Linked DNA regions of Mus musculus: region 1 is linked to region 2. A link is a loop called in an ENCODE intact Hi-C map of the cell type or tissue named here. Cell type or tissue: heart. All regions are shown on one strand. Each heading gives the region's core, and the rest is flanking DNA. Links, peaks and the distances in the headings are about the cores only. Region 1 overlaps Ahi1 (Abelson helper integration site 1). Region 2 holds the start of Gm40608 (a long non-coding RNA gene).

What was found. Hi-C counts contacts between places; a loop is a spot of excess contacts. Peaks named below come from ENCODE experiments on the same cell type or tissue, not always from the same donor. Only the 100,000 strongest peaks of a DNase experiment are listed, where the experiment ranks them.
Region 1: a loop joins it to region 2, with 6 times the contacts of the local background. A loop is called at or near these places in 6 of 42 quality-filtered maps.

Annotation. Positions count from the first base shown.
Region 1 is chr10:20,970,376-20,981,553 of GRCm38, reverse strand. It overlaps Ahi1 (Abelson helper integration site 1), which reads right to left. Exons shown (of 24, transcript NM_026203.3): 8 at 10,553-10,705; 9 at 9,398-9,530; 10 at 4,434-4,557; 11 at 1,945-2,174; 12 at 124-230. Among named protein-coding and RNA genes, the nearest start is that of Ahi1, 23 kb to the right of the region's middle. In heart, for the core only: a CTCF peak has its summit at 5,389 (motif pointing left); no DNase peak of the experiment used is centred there.
Region 2 is chr10:21,182,671-21,193,848 of GRCm38, reverse strand. It overlaps Gm40608 (a long non-coding RNA gene), which reads left to right and starts at 7,923. Exons shown (of 4, transcript XR_871482.2): 1 at 7,923-7,984. It overlaps Gm33619 (predicted gene, 33619), which reads right to left and starts at 6,905. Exons shown (of 2, transcript NR_152786.1): 1 at 6,709-6,905; 2 at 5,231-5,631. In heart, for the core only: a CTCF peak has its summit at 4,637 (motif pointing right); no DNase peak of the experiment used is centred there; H3K4me3 peaks cover 791 bases.

The sequences.
Region 1 (11,178 bases), core at 1,187-9,186, 210 kb after region 2:
GAGAAGCTTAAGTTTTCAAAGGACAAACTTGGATGTCCTTATGGTCTTTTAAACATCCGTCCTGTGGTCGATTCTCCTGTAGTTCCTCCACGAAGTCTCGGGGCATGAAATGTGGTTCTGTACCTTATTTATCGTCCAGTGGCGCACGGAGTGTTGCACATCATTCACTTTGACGTACGTGTCCCAGACAACGATGACCCCGATGCAGTCTCCTGAGTACATGTGGTGACCTGGTAAAAACAGCAAGAACTCACTCAAGAACGCCACAGAAGTTACATACATACACACACACACACACACACACACACACACACACACACACACGTGTGTGTGTATATTTATATACCACATGGTATTCATAAAATATATATGAAAGGACTCAGATGTAGCTGTCTCTTGTGAGACTATGCCGGGACCTAGCAAACACAGAAGTGGATGCTCACAGTCAGCTATTGGATGAATCACAGGGCTCCCAATGGAGGAGCTAGAGAAAGTACCCAAGGAGCTAAAGGGATCTGCAACCCTATAGGTGGAACAACAATATGAACTAACCAGTACCCCGGAGCTCTTGACTCTAGCTGCATATGTACCAAAAGATGGCCTAGTGGGCCATCACTAGAAAGAGAGGCCTATTGGACTTGCAAACTTTATATGCCCCAGTACAGGGGAACGCCAGGGCCAAAAAGGGGGAGTGGGTGGGTAGGGGAGTGGGAATGGGTGGGTATGGGGGACTTTTGGGATAGCATTGGAAATGTAAACGAGGATAATACCTAATAAAAATAAAAAAAAAGTAAAATGCACACTATATTCCAATTATCTTTAAGTAAATTCTTCACTTTAAAAAGCATTTTGGATAACATTTCCATTTGTCATGTTTCTGAATGTAAAAAGAAATGAGCAATGTAGTTTGCATGTCTAGCACCCATACACTCACATTCCAAATTATTTGAGGTAACCAACGTGTATCTGTATCCATTATTATTATTAGCCTCTGTAATTGTTTATACTCCAAGAAAATACATGCTCTAATATACATTGTAAACACAGTCATAGTGACCATTAAACTTGAAATGATCAGAGAGTTAAAAAAATCATAAGTAATGAGTGTTAACACGTTTTTAAAAACTGAATGGGACCCAGAAAACATAGAGGCTCAACCTCGTGAGCGTGTGAGAGTACATTACACATCACTGCTAACAAATGCGGCTTTTAGAACTGTGGATTTAATAGTTTACAAATTAGCCTACACAGCCCGTGAGTACTGGCATACATTCGAACACGCACTCTAATTGTGAGAAAGACAAAAGAAAAGTATATTTGTCATTTGTTATAATCTTTCAAGTTGCAGTTAGTATATTGCAGCGTTATTTTTCTCTAAATATTATTTTATATACTTATAGCTGCAGCTGCCATGTCTAATCTCTGAAATAATAAAAATGACAAGTTAGTAGATGAATTTCTTTATATTCTTACCCAATACAAACCCGTTTTATTTTACGATGTCACTTGTGTTATTTAAGTGCTGAGATCCTTTGACTATGTGCAAAGTCCCTCTGTATGTATTTTTAAAATTCCTGTCACTCTATCCAGCATGTGTATTTACATTCTTTTGGACTTTCCCCATCCCTTTTACATCGTTATTAATATGTTCTTAAAGTAAATTACTAATAGTAATAATCACCAATGCACATAAATGCACTTATGAAATGCAGCCCATGAGACCTTAGAGCAAAGGACGCGACTGACCACAAACACCAGGGACTTCAAACTTTACAGTTAACAGAGCACGCCCACTGTCAGATCTACCCCATTGCTTCAAACTACGAAGAACTTTAAATATTCACAAATATGAATACAGCAAATCTCTCACAAGCACCAACTACTAGAGAAAGGAAACAATTTTTCAGGTAAATACTCTTGGTTTGAGCACGTTCTGTGATGTACCTTCATCGTCAAAACAGATGGAGTTGACAAAGCTCTTGTGCACATCCAACTGGCGCACTAATATGGCAGCATCCTCCCTTGCATCAATTTTCCAAATCCTTATCATAGAGTCGTAGCATCCTGTAACCACCAGCTCCCGTGTGGCTGGGTGGAATTTAGCCGTGTAGACGAAGGAGGGGTGAGGTAAGACTCTGAACGTGCTCGTGCTATTGATTTCATTCTTCCAAACTCTGGAAAAGGAGAGAAAGGAGCATTCTTCTGGAAGTACAGAATGTTCTCCAACCATCTTTAGGAGAACACAGCCAGTAAATCCTAGGTAAGCAAATGCCAAGGTAAACTACTCTAAGTGAGTGTTTATAGAAACCATGATGATGATCGCGTGAGAAGGCATTGGATTATCTCACTTTTCTTTCACAAAATCATTTCTCATGAAATATATTTTATCTATAACAGTAATCTATACTGAAAAACTAAAACTTATTTGTACTTGGACATAATCTACTTTTAAAACTATTTTTGATATTGAGCAACTATACAGTGAATAGTTGATAAAATACTATTTGGCATAATATATATTACAAAGTAGGGACGGGGGCTGGAGAGATGGCTGGTAACGAATACTGGCTGCTCTTGCAGAAGACCCAGGCTAAGTTCTCAGAACCCACATGGTGGCTCATAACCATCTTTAATTCCAGTTCCAGGGGATCTAAGAAACCTTCTCTGACCTGTGCAGGCACCAGGCCTGCATGTGGTGAACATACACACACATTCAGGAAAAACACTCAAACACATAATTAAACACCCATACATAAATAAATAACTTTAAAAGATATGATGAAACTTTTCTTTTCTTTTCTTTGTTTTTGTTTTTTTTGGTTTTGGGTTTCTCTGTAGTCCTGGCTGTCCTGGAACTCACTCTGTAGACCAGGCTGGCCTCGAACTCAGAAATCTGCCTGCCTCTGCCTCCCAAGTGCTGGGATTAAAGGCGTGCGCCACCACGCCCAGCTCAATGAAACTTTTCATAATTTTTCTACAAGGCTGTATGGACTGGTTCTGAAAATGTTTCCTAGTGGAGGCCAAGAGGATTAGAGAGCTTAATAACTTTTTACTTGTATTTCAAAGTCTAAATAATTAATATACATGTAGGTCCTAAACACTTAGACATCATAGTTAAACAACTGATTTCCTTTTTAAAAATCGTATGTGTGCCCATGTGCACACACGTGGAGACCAAAGCCTGACACTGATGCCTTCCTCAATCTATGAACTTTATTTTCTGAGATAGAAGCTCATTGACGGTCACTTCTGTCTTCTGTTCCTGCAGGGTGTGCTGCGCGCCTGGCTTTCTGTGGACAGGGTTGGGGATCTGAATCAGAACCTGTGTTTGTGCTCTCACGCATAGCCTGCTCTATTTGATTAAGAGAACTCCCTCCGTTATTTTGGCGGAGAACAAGCTTTTTCCTATAATAAGCACTGTCTTTATGCTTACCACTCCATTTCTTTCTCAAATGTCTGTGTGCATGTGTAAGACAGGCGAAATCAGGCAATGTATACTAGCTGTGTAACTACAGGTCAAGGGGTATTTTATATGATGGATTAGGTGACGAAAATCAGAAGAGCATATTTGTATTGGTAATTTATAGTTGATTTATAAGTTACTGCCTAAGACTTATGTAGCAACTTCTAAATAAAAGAAAAAATATAGTCAACTATTCAATAGAGACATTTTGAGTTTTCTAGCAGCTGATTAAAATATCTGTTGAGCACTAAAGAACAAGCTAATATAAAAGACAGATTTCGATGAGCATGCGCTGCATGAGATACAGCTGAAATGAAGATAACAACATTGTTAGTTTGAAAGGAAAAAAAGGGATGTAAATAGAGTTTAAATCTTAGCTTTTAAGGCATTCTATTGAGTCACGTGCGCTGGCCATGCCTACAATCCCTGTACACAGGAGGCAGCAGCAGAAAGAGTGCACATTTGAGGTTAGCCTGGGCTATAAGTAAGACTGTGGGAAAAACTTGAATAATCAGACAATAAATGAAATATTGTATTGTGAAACATAATAAATTGAAAGGAGATAACACGGACTTTGTGAAAACACAAATATTTACAATTTATAACACTCTAGGGTGTGTAACTGAGTATCTACTTGGTTTACTCTGACCAATGGATTCAAGCCCCCATGTCAAGCCTATAATGAAGACAGAATCCTCACATACATACAGGACAAACCTCAAACATTTAACCTTCTGCAAGATATTAATTAGCAGCTTACATATAATCATTGAAAGACAGCAAGAGCCAGAAATGATACATATTACACAAATAAAAGATATGACTTGCCATAAATTTTACTGTTGTTAACCTGTCAGTGTGCACGGTGCACAGCTATGATGTCAGGGGCATATGTGTCTCTTTATATTCTCGTACCTTTCCTTGATGGCAAACAGCATTTGCGGTAAGTTCTTCCTGAATATATACTAACCTGGCAGTGCCGTCAGAGGATGAAGTAACGAGATAGCGATCGTCTTTTGACCAGTCGAGATCATAAATGATATTGAGGTGGCCACACAATTCTCTCATAAAACGTCCAGAAGGAATTTCATATACTAATAAAAATATTTAAAAATTAAATTTCTAAGAGGTCTTTAATTCAACAAATATATAAACACACAACTTATAGTAATTTAGATAAAAATTAAGTACTATCTGTAAAATTAAAGCCAAAAATATTTGTAATATTAACACAACTTCAAAATACACTCAAGAACTGTTTTTCATTTGCTTTAATTTTAAGTTTACAGACCATTTTATATGTGCTATATGTTGACAATATTCTTTAATGTACTCTCAGTTGCTCACATTGTGAGAATCCCAAAAGCACTTTTCATAATTAGCAAGAAATAAATAAAAATTTATATTGTACTTCATTTTAAGTACTTAACAACTTACATGTTGGTGGTTCATGAATAAGGTATTATTTCCTTCTAAAAAAATCAAATTCTAAAAAGTTCTGGATGTAATGAGATGGATGTAACTGTTCCATTGTGAGGAAGAGCATAGTGGGGTGTGCAGCGAGTGAACTTGACAGATAGACAGACAGACAGAGCATGGTGAACAGTATTAGGGCTCAAGAAACTGAACTAACCAGTACCCCAGAGCTCGTGTCTCTAGCTGCATATGTATCAGAAGATGGCCTAGTCGGGCATCATTGGGAAGAGAGGCCACTTGATCTTGCAAACTTTATATGCCCCAGTACAGGGGAATGCCAGGGCCAAGAAGTGGGAGTGGGTGGGTAGGGGCGCAGGGCAGGGGAAGGGTATAGGGGACTTTCAGGATAGCATTTGAAATGTAAATGAAGAAAATATATAATAATAATAATAAAGAAACTGTGTAGGATGGCTAATAAGAACAGGGCCAAGTCTCTACTCCCACCTAGTGGTAATATCAACAGCGCTTTAACCAAGTGAGGACTTTGGGAATCTAGTCCACCTATAAGAGGGAAGAGCAACCAACCTTAGGGCCACAGAACTCTGGGAATTACCTGGCAATGCTCGCTTGCTGGGGAGCACTTTCCTGAGAAAAGGTCTGACTCTCAGTACAGACATCAGCTTTGTATTGCCACAACTGTCTAGTTCCTCCTCCCTACACACTCACGCAACCTTGCAAACAGTGAAACTCACGAGTCCAGAAACTACTCAGTGAGGCAGGATAGGACTAGAGCTCTGGACTCCCTGAAAACTTCAGTTCCAAAGACTTGACCCGATTTCATGACCTGTCAGATCCAAGGCTTACTTAGCATGGCTTTGTGTGCTTCAGACAAACATCCCAACTCCAGTGTGCATTTGAGCAGCCAGTGGCATCACTTGACACTGTGGCTGCCTGAGGGGTTGACACCAGCTGGGGATCAGAAGCTTACTCAAAGAACACAACATATAAACCAGATTCAAAATACTGCTGAGAATCTAGGTTCCCCACACAGGTATCGATTTTATTCCATATTAGAATGGCTACTCCAGCTTGTTTCTTCAGACCATTTGCTTGGAAAATTGTTTTCCAGCCTTTCATTCTGAGGTAGTGTCTGTCTTTTTCCCTGAGATGGGTTTCCTGTAAGCAGCAAAATGTTGGGTCCTGTTTCTGTAGCCAGTCTGTTAGTCTATGTCTTTTTATTGGGGAGTTGAGTCCATTGTAAGAGATATTAAGGAAAAGTAATTGTTGCTTCCTATTATTTTTGTTGTTAAAGTTGGCATTCTGTTCTTGTGGCTGTCTTGTTTTAGGTTTGTTGAGGGATTACCTTCTTGCTTTTATCATGTAGAAGAATGCGAATCGATCCATTCCTATCTCCTTGTACTAAGGTCAAATCTAAGTGGACCAAGGAACTTCACATAAAACCAGAGACACTGAAACTTATAGAGGAGAAAGTGGGGAAAAGCCTTGAAGATATGGGCGCAGGGGGAAAATTCCTGAATAGAACAGCAATGGCTTGTGCTGTAAGATCGAGAATTGACAAATGGGACCTCATGAAACTGCAAAGCTTCTGCAAGGCAAAAGACACTGTCAATAAGACAAAAAGACCACCAACAGATTGGGAAAGGATCTTTACCTATCCTAAATCAGATAGGGGACTAATATCCAATATATATAAAGAACTCAAGAAGGTGGACTCCAGAAAATCAAATAACCCCATTAAAAAATGGGGCTCAGAACTGAACAAAGAATTCTCACCTGAGGAATACCGAATGGCAGAGAAGCACCTGAAAATATGTTCAACATCCTTAATCATCAGGGAAATGCAAATCAAAACAACCCTGAGATTCCATCTCACACCAGTCAGAATGGCTAAGATCAAAAATTCAGGTGACAGCAGATGCTGGCGAGGATGTGAAGAGGAACACTCCTCCATTGTTGGTGGGATTGCAAGCTTGTACAACCACTCTGGAAAGCAGTCTGGTGGTTCCTCAGAAAATTGGACATAGTACTACCGGAGGATCCCACAATACCTCTCCTGGGCATATATCCAGAAGATGTCCCAACCGGTAAGAAGGACACATGCTCCACTATGTTCATAGCAGCCTTATTTATAGTAGCCAGAAGCTGGAAAGAACCCAGATGTCCCTCAACAGAGGAATGGATACAAAAAATGTGGTACATTTACACAATGGAGTACTACTCAGCTATTAAAAAGAATGAATTTATGAAATTCCTAGCCAAATGGATGGACCTGGAGGGCATCATCCTGAGTAAGGTAACACAATCACAAAGGAACTCACACAATATGTACTCACTGATAAGTGGATATTAGCCCAAAACTTAGGATACCCAAGATATAAGATACAATTTGCTAAACACATGAAACTCAAGAAGAATGAAGACCAAAGTGTGGACACTGTGCCCCTTCTTAGAATTGGGAACAAAACACCCATGGAAGGAGTTACAGAGACAAAGTTTGGAGCTGAGACAAAAGGATGGACCATGTAGAGACTGCCATATCCAGGGATCCACCCCATAATCAGCTTCCAAACACTGACACCATTGCATACACTAGCAAGATTTTGCTGAAAGGACCCAGATATAGTTGTCTCTTGTGAGACTATGCCGGGGCCTAGCAAACACAGAAGTGGATGCTCACAGTCAGCTATTGGATGGATCACAGGGCTCCCAATGGAGGAGCTAGAGAAAGTACCCAAGGAGCTAAAGGGATCTGCAACTATAGGTGGAACAACATTATGAACTAACCAGTACCCCGGAGCTCTTAACTCTAGCTGCATATGTATCAAAAGATGGCCTAGTTGGCCATTACTGGAAAGAGAGGCCCACTGGACACACAAACTTTATATGCCCCAGTACAGGGGAATGCCAGGGACAAAAAAATGGGAATGGGTGGGTAGGGAAGTGGTGGGGAGGGTATGGGGGACTTTTGGGATAGCATTGGAAATGTAATTGAGAAAAATACGTAATAAAAAATATTAAAAAAATTTTTAAAAAGTCTTTACAGATATCATCTAGGAGACTGACTGCACAAGCAGAGCAGTAACTAAACTCAGGTGGCTGATGGAGAACACGGGGAACAGCCACACTGTACCACATCATCTCAAATACCCAGCTCTCAACAGAAAGTTGTGCCGTGGAAAGAGGTAAACAAACAGGAAAGTACAGCTTCCCACAGGAAGGCAAAGCAGCTGTCTGAAAGTGTGCATACAGAAAGTGCGGCAGCCAGCTCCGTTCTCTTCTTTCTCCACACGGTCATTAACCTATCGTTATCAGTATGGTCAAAGACCTAAAGAAAACCTAAAGGGCTAAAGCATAAGAATGACTCCTCACCAAGAGAGAAAGCATCTGTAAATAAAAACGAACCCGAAGGAAGCATTAGAGCAGGAAAGCAAGACTGCTGAACTACAGAAGGCAGGCGAGTGGCCCAGCACCAGCCTGAGCTGGCAGAGGAGAAAGCACTGAACTTGACAGTCGGCCAACTGAGATGATCCGGTTTGAGAATGAAGACAAACGAGTAAGTGACAGAGATCCACTGGACAAGACCATGTCACAAAGGGGCGTGGTGGTCCTCAGAGACAAGAGGAGCAAGGCCATAAGACAATAAATGAGAGTCCTGAAATTCACGAAAGGCAGTAATCTACACACTGAACAGGCTTGGTGGAATCGCAGTCGGACAAGCCGTATTCAAACACTGCAAAGCCAGAAACAATGGCTCTGTTTGTACTTTCTGAGACCTAACTAAGCAGATTAAGTCTCTGATGATTTAAGCACGTAACAGCATTTAGCATAGACAAATTGGGACAAGAGTAGTCTGTTCATTACCCAGAAGCAAAAACTGAGCGTTGCCATCTGGGAAGGTGTCTCATGAACATGAACTGTGAGGTAGGGTGAAGTGCGGCGTGGCCTAGCACTCAGGGCAGACACCCAGAGGGACTGACTGGCTTCTTGCCCAGGGGAGTCCATTTCGTCACTGAGATAGAAGGGATCATGAAGTCCAGAACAGTACGGCAGTGCTTTTAAACTCTCCAAAGCAACAGAAACCGTCTCAGCCTTTCTGCTGGCTCCCCTGTCACCACGGGAACTGTCTTTGAGGGACTTCAGAGCCTTATTACAACTCTAGCATATGACGAATGCTACACTTTGTAACTCAGATTATCACAATTATCCACTAAAAATAATATGGACGAAAAGTTTCCCATGGGATTTACTCTTCCTTTTGAAAGTAAATGTGTATATTTAAAATAGATAATGTTTACAAAAACCCACCTGTATATTAAAAAATAACATCTTCCATTCAGTCTCATTCTGAATAGATTCTACACAGTCACTGTCCCTTTATTTAAAGAAATCTGACTAACTTACTTGGGACTTCTTAAATTAAGACTTCGAGATAATCCAAAACCCAATATTTGACTATACAGATTACAACCAGGTTAAATAGGTAGCATTATTTCTCACATATAATCGGATATCCGTCTCGGCTGGCACAGGCTGCTGCTAATATCCTTCCATTGTGAGAGAAATCAAGACAGAAACAGCCGCGTTCTCCAGCATTCAGTGAGAAGAGATGCTTGTTTGGGATACGACAGGCCTGAAAAGAAAGTATTTATACTACATGAATCAAAAAATAAAGTAACCTGATAATTTCCAGTATCATAACTTTCCCCTAAAGATCTTTAGATAGATATAGAGATAGAGATAGATAGATAGATAGATAGATAGATAGATAGATAGATAGAGAGACATTTACACAGAACAGTGGAAAATTACAGGAAATTCTCTTTTCAGTGCAGAAGTGGTTTCCTGTGAAATTTATATTAATTAGCACTTGATTAATCTAAAACACAAAGGATGCTCTAACACTGTCGTTGCTGCGTTGCTTTTACACAGCCTCAGAAAGAATGCTTATCCCACGACAGGAGCCACTTTTCCTAAGGTCAAAAACATCTGAGAAACTAAAGTGCCACATAACGTCACAACCCAAACTCAGGATTTCTGAACGGCTGTTCTCAGGCTTGCTTTCCTCTAATGACTACCCACTGCTGCTCTCTCCAAGACAGAGCACAGTTCTCTGACTTTCCTCAGTTCTGATTTCTGTGGTTTTGATTATTTATGATCAGTATGGCCTAAAAATATCATGTGGGAAATTCCAGAAATTCTGCGGTCTCACTCCTACCCTGGATATGAACGATCTCTTGTTCATGTCATGTTAGGTATTTTACTGGCCCATCATTAGAACTTAGCAGTTGACTAGTTATCCGGCTGACTATCATGATACCGCAAAGCTTGTGTTCAGCTGACCCGGATTGCATTAATGTTGGCACCAGGCGTGAAAGCAGGGGTACTGTACGTGGCTTCCTTTGCGGGCAAAGGTGAGAAGGCGGAAGTAAGCACACAGGGGGTCCTCAGTGCATAGCATCAATGCTGCTTCTCTACAAAGGCCTTTAAACATATTCATCACGATAGCCCTGTGGATAATTATTGTCAGCCGACAGTAAGCAGCATTAACTAAACCCAGCTAAATAAAGAGTACTCAGAGGGAGCTTGCACCCAGTAGGACCTTTCCTCTCATATTTTGTCACAGCAGTGGTTAAAGCGCCCAGTGTAGCTCACCTGGCCAGGCAGACGTTTCCACTTCACTTCCTCCTTTGAATCTTCTAGTCCAGGTTCTGTGTCCACGGAACTTGTTTCACGGTGACGTTCACAGTACACTGGTGTACCCCTTTCCTCCTGGAGAGCCATCATAGAGCGGTAAGATGGCTTTATCTAAATATGTGTGGAAAACGAGAAAATGAACGTCATGTTCAATTGTTAAATTAAACATGTGCACAAACACACACAAGCCATGGCACACTTGTGGGAACTGGCTCACTCCTGTCATGGGGTCAAGTGGAGGTCACGAGGCTTGTCACAGCTGATTCTCCTTCTTATTGTTTTTACAGTACTGTGACAGAGCCTGGTGTGGTGGCACACACCTTTAATCCCAGCACTCAGTTGCAGGAGGCAGGGGCATCTCTGAGAGTTTTAGGACAGCGTGATTTGGCCTACAGAATGAGTTACAGGACAGCTAGACTACACAGTGAAACCCTGTCTTGGACAAAACAAAATATAATGAAAATACTGAAAAATGGTATGGAAACTTTTCAAAATACAGCCAGATTTTGTTTTCATTTGTATAATACTTTAAGTAAATAAAAGCTATTTGAACTATGCTTCTATAATCACAAAGCTTTAAAAGT
Region 2 (11,178 bases), core at 1,384-9,383:
GTGTCCAGGGTTCCAGACCTGGGCAGGGTAGGGATAAGAGTCTCATTTTAATTATGCCAAGGAGTCTGCCCTGGAAGAATGGAATCTCAGCAACAGAAGATTGTAAATGGAACTGGGCTTAGTCCTGGCAGCAAGAGAGCTGCTGTCTTTCCTTCTCAAGGCAGCAACAAACCCGCCATTGCTTAGGGGAAACGTGGAGTCTCTGTAAAATGACACAGAATAAAAAACCAAGATGTAAAGGCTGCTTCAGCATATGGCCTACACTGAAGCCGAATTATCATTTCAAAGATCTTGAATCCTCCTGTTGCTGAGGCCCAGGCCCCTTGGCTTTCTTCCGTTTCCATTATCTTTCTCTTTTCATAAACAAAACCATTCGAACACCAACACCAAATAGAAAAACCCCTCCCCCTCTCCCTCCCCCTCCCGTCTCCCCACTGGGACCCCACCTCTGTCTTCCCAACGCTCTGGCAAGCTTTCAGTTTGAACTCTTGTGCTGCCTCTGTTCTCACTGGAAGCTGGCTGCTGAGTATGGACTCTGCACCCTGTATCCCACAGCCTTGCTCTCTACCCTCTACCCACTCTGCCTCACCTTCATCGGGTCAGGAGCCAGAACCAGGACATCATTTATCACCTTCTCAACAGCATCAGCACCAAGCACTCATACCCACCTTGAACTCCTGATTGCCCTCACTGATGGTCTCTCCTGGTAGGGCTCTCGAAGCTCTGATTGATATCTACCCATTTCCACCCCAGCTTCTATAATAATATCAGGGAGGAAGAGAAGAGAGTAAAGGAGAGGACGGGATGCTAAAGCCAGAATACCAGGTGGCATCTTTCAAACCTGATTAGTTGTCTGATAGTTGCCAGGAGTCAGGATTGTTTCCTCCCAATGTTGCAAATCTCAGGTCTAGACCATGTCATAGTCTGGTTCTAGAAACGTCTCCACGTTTTTTAATACAGAATAACTAACCCAGAAAAGAGGGGCCGGCCAATTCTTATGATGTAAATAGACCCACCTTATCCAGCTTTGAGCTACAAACTAAATGTCGCTAAATGTGCAGTTGGGAAGGCATGTATGTAGACTGGCTTTCAGATATAAACATGATATAAATACGAGCTGGCTCCAGTGCCCCAGTGGCTTCACACACTGTCCCACTCTGTGACAGGCCGGGCCACCTGGGTCTCTTTCAATTCCCTTTACTGGCACTGCTTCCTCATGCACCAGGCTGCCTCGCTTTCTGTTCCTTCTGCTCATTCCTTCCTTTTCATCTAGTCCGTGACTGCTCCTCCCTCCGTTCTCAGCACAACCATGACTTTTACAGGCAAGCTTTTTCTGACCTCGCCACCAGTCCGGTCAAGTGCCTAATCCTAGACTCTCATTGTGCCGTGCCCCGTTCCTTTGTAGAATATGTCACAGGTATAATTTGACACTTGTTCAATTGATCATCTGATTACTGTCTGTCTCCCTTCCTGGAGGGCAAGCCCCGGCTGGTCAGGCTGGGTCTGCTGTTGTTTATGCTGTGTTCCCAGCTCTTGCCCTCCAAAGAACTTCTACGTGGTGACAACTAACTGACTGTCTGAGCATCATACCTCTTTCTCCAAGCCTGATTCGTCATGAGCTAGAAGGTGAAAGTCACTTCTCTTCTCCAACACTACCATACCCAGGAGTGTTTTGTTCTCTCTGAGAGCCTCTACCAGCAGCTGACTGAGACAGAAGCAGATACTTACAGCCAACCAACTCTGAGGAAGAGTTGGGGGAAGGACTGAAGGAGCTGAAGGGGGTGGCAACCCCATAGGAAGAACAACAGTGTCAACTAACCTGGATCCCTAAGAGCTCCCAGAGTCTAAGCCACCAAATCAAAGAGTATACAAGGGCTGGTCCATGGCCCCTGCTGGTACATACTCAGCATAGGGCTCCCTGGTCTGGCTGCAGTGGGAGAGGATGTTTCTAGTCCTGTAGAGACATGATGCCCCAGGGAAAGGGGATGCTGGGAGGAGGGGCACCTTCTCAGAGGTCAAGGGGAAGGAAGATGGGGGAAGAAACTCTACAAAAGGGGACTAGGATGGGAGACAACATCTGGGATGTAAAAAAATAAAATTAATTAATTAATTAAAAGAAGCATTCTCTTCTCTGTTTTCCTATTGCTGAAACCCAAGGCCCTGCTTGCTATGCAGGCATTCTGCCACTAAGCCTGGTCCTCAGCCTTTAAGGAGCATTCTCTAGATCAGACTGCTCCAAATGTGACTCTGCAGCAAACGCTTCATATCTAAAGAACCGCACACACAACACGCCTGAAGAGGAGGTTCTAGAAATCTTAAGATGTGTAGCAATGCCTCGTGTGGTCATGGGCAGCTTCTTCGATGTATTGCCATGTTTTTTGTTTGTTTGTTTGTTTGTTTGGTTGGTTGGTTGGTTGGTTTTTCGAAACAGGGTTTCTCTGTGCAGTCCTGGCTGTCCTGGAACTCACTTTGTAGACCAGGCTGGCCTCGAACTCAGAAATCTGCCTGTCTCTGCCTCCCCAGTGCTGGGATTAAAGGTGTGCGCCACCATGCCTAGTACATTACCATGTTTTTAAAAATAAGTTTTAATTTTGTAATTTGTGCGTGGCATGTGTACGTGGGGGAGGGGTTACATGCACACAGGCATGCCGCCACTGTACACATGTGAAGATCAGAGAACACCTTTTGGAAGCTAGTTCCATCCTCCTTCTTTGTTTTTGAGGCAGGGTCTCCTTGCCATTGCAAAGCAAGGTCCCAGCAGATCCTTCTGCCTCTGTCATTCCCTTTAAAATGGGACTGTGCTTATGGCTTCCTCCATGTGCTCCAGGGACCAAGGTCAGACTATCAGGGGTTGCTGGAAGTGCTTTTATCCACCGAGTCATCTCCCTAACTCCAGTTTTTTCTATCTAACTGCACCTGTGTGGTCTAATTGGATATATCCCATTAAACTCGATTTAATCTAGAACAGAAGAAACTGGGTAAGGGGTGTGATCAAGATGTAAGATGACTAAATAAATAAATTTAAGGGGGAAAATGGAACTTTTAATACTACTACACGTGCAATTCACAGTCCATGAATACCAGCTCATCACCAGTGGAAAAGTGGATCAGCCTTTAAGTAATGCTCATGATGGTTAGCAAACTGAAAGGGCTTACAAAAACCAAACAAGAAAACCTGATAATAATGGCTTTTGTAGAATACCTATATACTACGCCCTCAGGCCTCTGTGAAGTTCAAGGCTCAACCAACCAGAGTTAGCAGAGATTTGGAAGGCCTGGTCTTGGACGGTGGTGCCCATGCCTGTAATTAGTAAACCCCAGGGCATAAGGGAAAGTATCAAATGTAAAATTTGCCCCTCTGGTCTGAGAAAACGGAGGTGAATACAACCATGAAAAGAGGCTTGGAAGATGGCGAAAGGAAACTAAAGGAGTTTCTTTAAAGGTTTGCTCTTAGCACTTCAAAATTGTCTTTAAAGATTGTTAGAGAGTGATTTCTTTTTTAAAGAAAAAATACAGCACTATGCATCTCTTGATCAGCATACTGGCCCACTGTCATTAGCATACAGCTCAGGCATCTAAGAGGAGAGAGAGACTTTAGTTTAGTCTTCTCTGGTCATGTGAGTTGTGCTCTGGCCTAGTCATAGTTGTAGAAGCATAGTTTGGCAGTAAAATTGAAGCTAAATTTGGTTAAACTGCTTAGCTATGCATCACAAGTCAAGTAAAGTTTAATATAAATTTATGAACGAATGTATTACTAAGTTAAAGCCAGACTTGAATGAACTTTAAAAGACACCTTTGGAGACTGATTTCACACTGTTCACTGTAGTTGAGACTTCGTGCAGTTCCCTGCCTCCGTGATAGCTCAGTCCTCTCTGAGACTATCTTGGCTGTCACTGGCGCCAGGCTTGGGGCTAAGTGCTCGGACCAGGCACTTGATGCTTGCCAGCTCCTGGGAGGTACCTGCCGTTACTGACATCGTGTCACACAGTAGCGGAAGCTGTCAGAGTCAAGAAAGAGAAAGCAGACCTCTGAATGAAGTTAGGTCTCTCTGGCTCATCCTACAAATTTATTGACGAATTCACAAAGTCAAGGAGGAATTTTTTAGTTCTGAGTGGCTGATGATGGGATTTGATCATATTCCACGAGCATTTTCTTTGTAAGAAACCCAAAGGTGCCATCTCTTCGCTAAGTAAGTGGGAAAAGAGACGATACAAGAACCAAGACGCCTCAGCAAGCTTGCCATTTTCAACTCTAATATATTTGAATCGCCTGGGGAATTTTGAAAAGAGAAATAATACTTAGGCTTCATTTAATTGGAATTTCTTAGGGGCAGGGGCAGCACTTTCATGTTTCTTAAGAGCTCCCTTGATCTAGTGTGTCCGAGAGCTTGGATCCTGTTGCTTGTCTCTGCTCAGAGCTCTGAGCACCACATCAGGGTCCCTTTCTGCCTCCTGCCCACTGAGCATGCGTGGTAAACACGGCGTTGCTTGTACAACGAAAACAATGGAAAACCCCAGCGTTCAAAAATCATTTTTCCTTAATTTGTAAATGCGTATAACAGCATTTCAGGATCATTTTTGTGAACTTGGTTTTACTCTGACACTAGAATTTTCCAGGTTCAAATGTCATACCAAAAGGTGGCAGTAGATGGCTCACCTCTCTCAGCAAGAAAGGGAAAGCCGGTCCTGGTGCTGGAAATGGAAGAAGCCCAGCTTCCCTGTAAGTATGGAGCGAGCTCAAGGGGAGGCAGGCAGAACGAGCTGATAAAAATAGCAAAAATTCCGAGTATCAGAGAATAACTGAAGAGATGGAGAAACAAGCAGTTTAAAACCACGCCAGGAGGAATGGAATCTGTGACCGGGATGTCAGGACAGAGCCTTTGATAGAAATAATGAAAGTAGTGAAAGTTAAAACCAGGAACTTGGCAAACCAAAAAAGCTGAGTGGCAAAGTCCCCCTAATTGTGGATCTTTCCCGCACCCCAGTTTTCGGGTGAAAGTGGAAATGGAAGATCTGGGTTCATGTGGACATCTGGGTGGCGGCATGGGCATGCCTTTCTCTGGCCACCGGTGTGCATCACACAGAAGTCCCAAGAAGCCAGGGAGTTCCCGTTTCATCATGTGTGCTTAAGGCAGCTAGCATCTCCATCACCTGTGTTTTAGAGCTATCAAGTGAGTATCCCCCCACCTGGGAACTAATGAAAGTAAAGTCTAAATAAAGACTACCTGATATAGAGTCAGTCTTTTAATATGAGGAATTTGTTATCATTGAAAGAGTATAGAGAAGTTGTGTAATTATTTTGTATTTTTTTAACCAAAAAAAGTAAGTTAGCAATAGTTTCTCATGAAGATCTTAGCACACACCGACAAGATCCAACTCCTCTTCACAAAGAGACTATGTGCAGGATGGAGAAGAAGATGTATCCAAGCATATCCTGTGAAATTTATGTCAATGCTGTGAAATTTGTCTCAGCACTCACAATCCAGATTTCTGCTTTTTAGGTGGCTTTTTCTATTTCATTTCTTCTGGCTTCATAGAAGTTTGAGGTGACATTTTTAAGACCTGTGCCACTAAAATTTCAGACCCTATTTGATTCATCATCAGGAAAATGTAGGTTCCTCCATGCACAGGGCTGTAAATCAGGAAAAATCAAGTTTAGGATTAATATCCTAAAAACATGCTGAGTTTGCCCTTAGGCTCAGAATTGCTATGTGCAGCTATGACAGTGCCTAGCACCTGCCCAGAGGCTGTGGTGGAAAGTAATGATGGTTTTCCTTTCCACCCCCTCATTACCAGACCTCATTGAGTAGAGGGAAGGGAGTGGTAGGGGTGACCTAAGGTAGACAGCCATGGCCCAAGTAGTATCAGTAGTCATGATCATGGGTAGGCACTGGGCTACAGCTTAACCACACTCCCCTGACATGGAGTCACCCCAACTCTGACTCTGTTTACATACTAAAGGTAAAGCTGTTTTCTAATGCATTGATTTTACCTGTGAGGGTCAAATTCTGTTCTGAGTTGGGTATACAGAGCTGGGACAGTATCCAGGGCTTTGTGCACAACAGCAGGTATGAGCTGCATCACTAAATGTGTGGTAGCTCCTCTAGTGCACCCCCCCCCTCTCTCTCTCTCTCTCTCTCTGTGTGTGTGTGTGTGTGTGTGTGTGTGTGTGTGTGTGTGTCTCCCTTCTGTTTTGCCAAGGCCAACCTTTATTTTGTGCTCAGAACAGGACACATTTAGAGACCTTCTATTAGTGGGAAGTTCTGGCTGCTGGCTGATTAACCCCATTTAGACAACAATATGTGGATTCCCGTGTGATGCTGACTAAGAAAGTCATCCTATGGCTCAATACATTCTTGAACACTTCATACACACTGTAGCTACACACACACACACACACACACACACACACACACACCAGAGATACTCCTGTGCCCACTGCCTCTGTGAATAGAAATGTATATTTAAATTTTTTAAATAAAAATGTAATTACTATCCATGTTTTTTAGAAGTTAAGATAAATCCCATTACCATGATTAGGTTATTTTAAATAACACTTTTAATTACTTCTAGATTGAAATGTAAACTGTCAACATAGAGATAGTATGGCTGTCATAAAGCACCTCTGGGGTCACCTCCCCAACTCTGTCCTCTACGATTTCCTGCCAATTCTCCTCAGAGCATGCTTATCTGAAAACTCAGAACTAACCTCTGAGGCTGAGACTGACCACGAAGGCCGGAGCTCAGTAGGTCCAGCCAGCCTGTAGGCGCTTTATTTGGATCCTTGAGTGCCTGAAGATTTTAAGGCATTTTACAGGATTTTTATACTCTTGCTGAAAATGGAAGATTTGCCAACATCAGCCAGCCTATGTGCACGACACCTTCCAGTGGCAGATAAGCAATGGTGTCTGCTTTACAGAAGGCTTGGGTTCTTTGTTCTCCAAAGTACCCACCCCTTTTGTTTGTGTCACTTCCTGCCTGGTCATGCCTGTTCTGTGTATGACTTGTCCCGCAGGGACACTTGCACACCATACTGTTCCCTCAGGCTAGCTCCTCACTGGCAAAGGGTCTTCTGAGTTTCTTTGAGATAGTAGCTCCAACTCCTTCTCTAAGGCAAGACCCTTCTTTTGTTCTCGTTATTGTTATTCTCTCATACACATCACTATGGATGACGCTCATCACACATATTTTAATACAGTCTTCAGCCCCCTCAGTCCTGGCTCCTGACTCCTTGAACTTAAGACCCATACACTTACCTTGATCCCACCATTATTTAGTACATGCTGAAGAATGAATAAATATTCAAGAGAATCATAATATAAGATAGAGAAAATGGACTGATTCCCATAACACGGAGGGAGAGTGATGTTTCTTCGGAGTTCGGCATCAGTTGTATTAAGTGGATGGACGTAGGGCAGGGAAAAATGGGGTAGGCATAAAAGGACACATAGAATCCTTCCTTAACAACAAATGTAGAAATCCGGACATAAATTATATATGCCATCGAATGCAGATGTATGGAGGAGGGAAAGAAGGAGGACGAGGAGGAAGAGGAGGAAAGAAAAAGATTACAATGAATTGGGGGAAACTGTGAAGGAAACATAGAAGAGTATTGTGTTTATATTCTCTAACTGGAAACATATCCATATGCAGTCACGTTGCTCTTACAATTAAAGAAAGACAGTTTCAGGAAGTATGTGTAAACTTACTCATCTGTATCTTAAGGGTTTCAAACAAGCAGATGTGGGTCATGCAGAAAGCAACTCTCTCTTTTTAAAGCCTTTACCAAAGAATAGATGAGGGAAAAAATATTGAATCAATACCATTTAAGATGTTTGGCTTCTAAGTAAATGAGAGGTCAATTGTGTATCTCTCTGCTGTCACTGTACTTGTTTCTAATGTTTGTGGTGTGAGTTAATTCTAGGAAGCTACAAAAATATGGAGAAAGAAGCAAGCAGCTGCTAACTGGATGAAAGACATAAAAGGTAGGAAAACTATTTACACAACTGTAGCGACCATGCCAGTGCCAGTGCTTATGAATAAGAGTCTGGGATGTAGAAAGGAGTGTCTGTTGCTGCTGTTACTGCTTTCAGAGATGAGTGCTCTCCTGAATAGCCCAGAGCAACCACTCTAGCCTCCAACAGAAGTCCTGTGACAAATGCACACTCACATTCAAATTTATCAAATTGATCTCTATGTTGCCCTCTTGGTAGTAAGTTGGCACTTACTCCTACTTCTTTTCCATTATCTGCTTAGAAAGGGGAAAAAAGTGTAGAAATTGACCTAGAAAGACAAAGTGTGGCCTCTTAAAAGAAAACAGAGCGGCTGGGAGGTGACAGTTTTATGTGGGAGGGTCTTTTGAATGACTGTAAGAAGCCTTCTGTTTGTCTAGTACAACATCAAGTTAATGGCAAGCTCCTAATTTTTATAAAACTGCTTCTAGCCCTCTTACAAAACCCTTGCTGAAGAAATAAAACATAACCATCTATGTATAAGATACTAATTTCCTCAAGTATCTTCTACAGAGTTACAAAACTCATGATGAAATAACAGCCTCTTTAAGCCGTGTTCAATGTCTCCGACTTCAGTTTGTGCCGTTAGAAGGCCCCTGCATCAGCCCATGTTCCGCAGTCCCAAGCCCCAGACCTCTCTAGGCAAATAGGGGCTTTTTAGACAGTTTTCCCAAAGAAGAAACTTAGCTCTGTAGAACCAGAAACATAGCCAAGAAGACATTTATGTGTATGCATGCACACATGCACACATACATGTAAACACGCACATGAACATACGCACACAAACACACACACATATCCATGCACGTGTACACACACGTACACACACGTGAAATGTGAAGTGGACGAGGGAAATATCTTCTGGGGGGGAAGAAAGTAAGTCTCTGTGTTATCATCCTGAACATGGATGACCGTAGTCAAATCCCTTCCTGTCACCAGCTTCTAATGCTAGATGCCTTGTTTCACTTAAATAACCCAGAAACAGAAATTTCACAGCCCTTTCTTCCCTCCCTCTGTGTGTTTGTGGTCATGCGTGTGTGTACGTGTGTGTACACGTGCATGGATATGTGTGTGTGTTTGTGTGCGTATGTTCATGTGCATGTTTACATGTATGTGTGCATGTGTGCATGCATACACATAAATGTCTTCTTGGCTATGTTTCTGGTTCTACAGAGCTAAGTTTCTTCTTTGGGAAAACTGTCTAAAATTTCAAAAAGAAAGTTAAGACAATTTGACATGAATTGCAAGCTTCTAGTCTCCAATTCTTTGACATAACATAACCATTGACTCTTTTTGCTTTGTCATGTTTGAGACCACGTCTCCTAAAACTCAGAGTGGCCTCTAACTCACTGTACAGCTTAGGGTAACCTCAAACTCTTTATCTTTCTGACTCTACATCTTAAGTGTTGAATTACAGGCATGTCCCAATATGCCTAAGCTTAACCTTTAACTAGTGTGCATCTAAGTGTTTGTGTGTCTGTGTACTCATGAGGGTGAAGGTGTGTGTGTGGGTGAGCACAGGACAACATTGATTGACGTTCCTTAGGTATGATCTACCTTTCTATTTGACAGAGTCTCTGGCCTGGAACTTACCAAGTTGGAATATGTGCTGGTATTACAATGGCATGTCATTACGTCTAACTTTTTCACATAGGTCTGGGGGCTTGAACTCAGGTCCTTGTGCTTGCCAGGGCAGCGCCTTGCCAGATGAGCTTTCTCTCCAGCCCCGTGTCCTCTAACTCTTGAGAATACTAAACTCTCCTTTTCAATAAATTAGTTAGCGTGAACTCTTGCCCATCACCTGCCACTGAAATGAACCACCTAAATATCACTGTGTCAACTACAGCTCGACACATCGTTTAGCTTGTTCTGAATGCGGTGCTTAGTTTATCATCAAGGCTTCATTTAGTGCTTGAGCTTTTTCATATTGCTTGTAACCCATTTGGATCTGAACCATTGGCTAGTGGGGCTCATGGATATGCAGCAAGTATAGAGCTTATATTTAAGTAGACACATAAATAACTGTAAAAATAAAAAAAATGGCTCTACTGCACATTAGAAAGTGGTTACGTCCTGAAAAGAAAAGCAGGTGAGAAAGGGGCATTGGGAATGGGGCTTAGGGAGATGACATGGTCTGGTGCCCAGGAAGTTCTCACTGAAAAGAGAAGCTTAAATGTAGATGACAGGAAGTAGAGGAGCAAGCTGTGTGCATAGAAGAAGGGATAAGCAAGCAGAACAAGCAAGTGCAGAGAGACCTTGGGTAAGCAAGCTCAGCATTTTCCAAGACCACACTGGAGGTCACAGGGTTAGGGAAAGCCTAGAAAAAAAAAAACAATAGGGAGTCAAAAGATTAAGTGTCCTTATGGAAGAATAGACTAGGGCTGGAGAGATGGAGGGATGGAGAGCAAGCCAGTGGTTGACAGCACTGGTTGCTCTTGCAGGGGATCCAGGCTGGATTCCCAGCACCCACATAGCAGCTCATAACTGTCTCTAACTCTGGGATCCGACACCCTCACACAGGTATGCATGCACACAAAACACCAATGCACATTAAATAAATAAATAAATAAATAAATAAATAAATAAATAAATAAATAAATGGTATATTTAAAAAACAAAACAAAACAAGACTAGACTGAAGCCAGTCAGAAAGCAGTGTGTCATTTCAGGTAGAGATGCTAAGGCTGGACAGAGTGGCAGCAATGGAGTACTGAGGTGTCACATTCTGAGTGACTTTTAAAGGTGGAGCCAACATGCTTTGGTGGTGAAGAAGGAAGCCGAGGGTAACCACAAAGGTTTCGAACTGGAAGAATTTTTCCAAGAAAGGAAATAGACGGAAATTTCGAGCCAGATTAGACAGACACACTGGGCATCTAGCATTTACCTATGTGAACCTGGAAGTTAACGACAAATCCAGACAGGAGATTCAGCCTCAGAGACGTAAACATGCAGAAAATGCTACGTCTACAAGAAAGAGACTCTCATGCCATGGTGGAATGGACATCTAGATCAGACTTAGGGAAGGACCCAGCAGAGTCTTTCTCACCACTGGACAGGTTCTTCAGCCACTAGAAAAAAATACACTTTATCCAACTTCCAGTGCAAATAAAGTGCCATGTTCACGATGGCCTTCATCTGTGTCTGTCGGAATCTTCTCCCGGCTTATG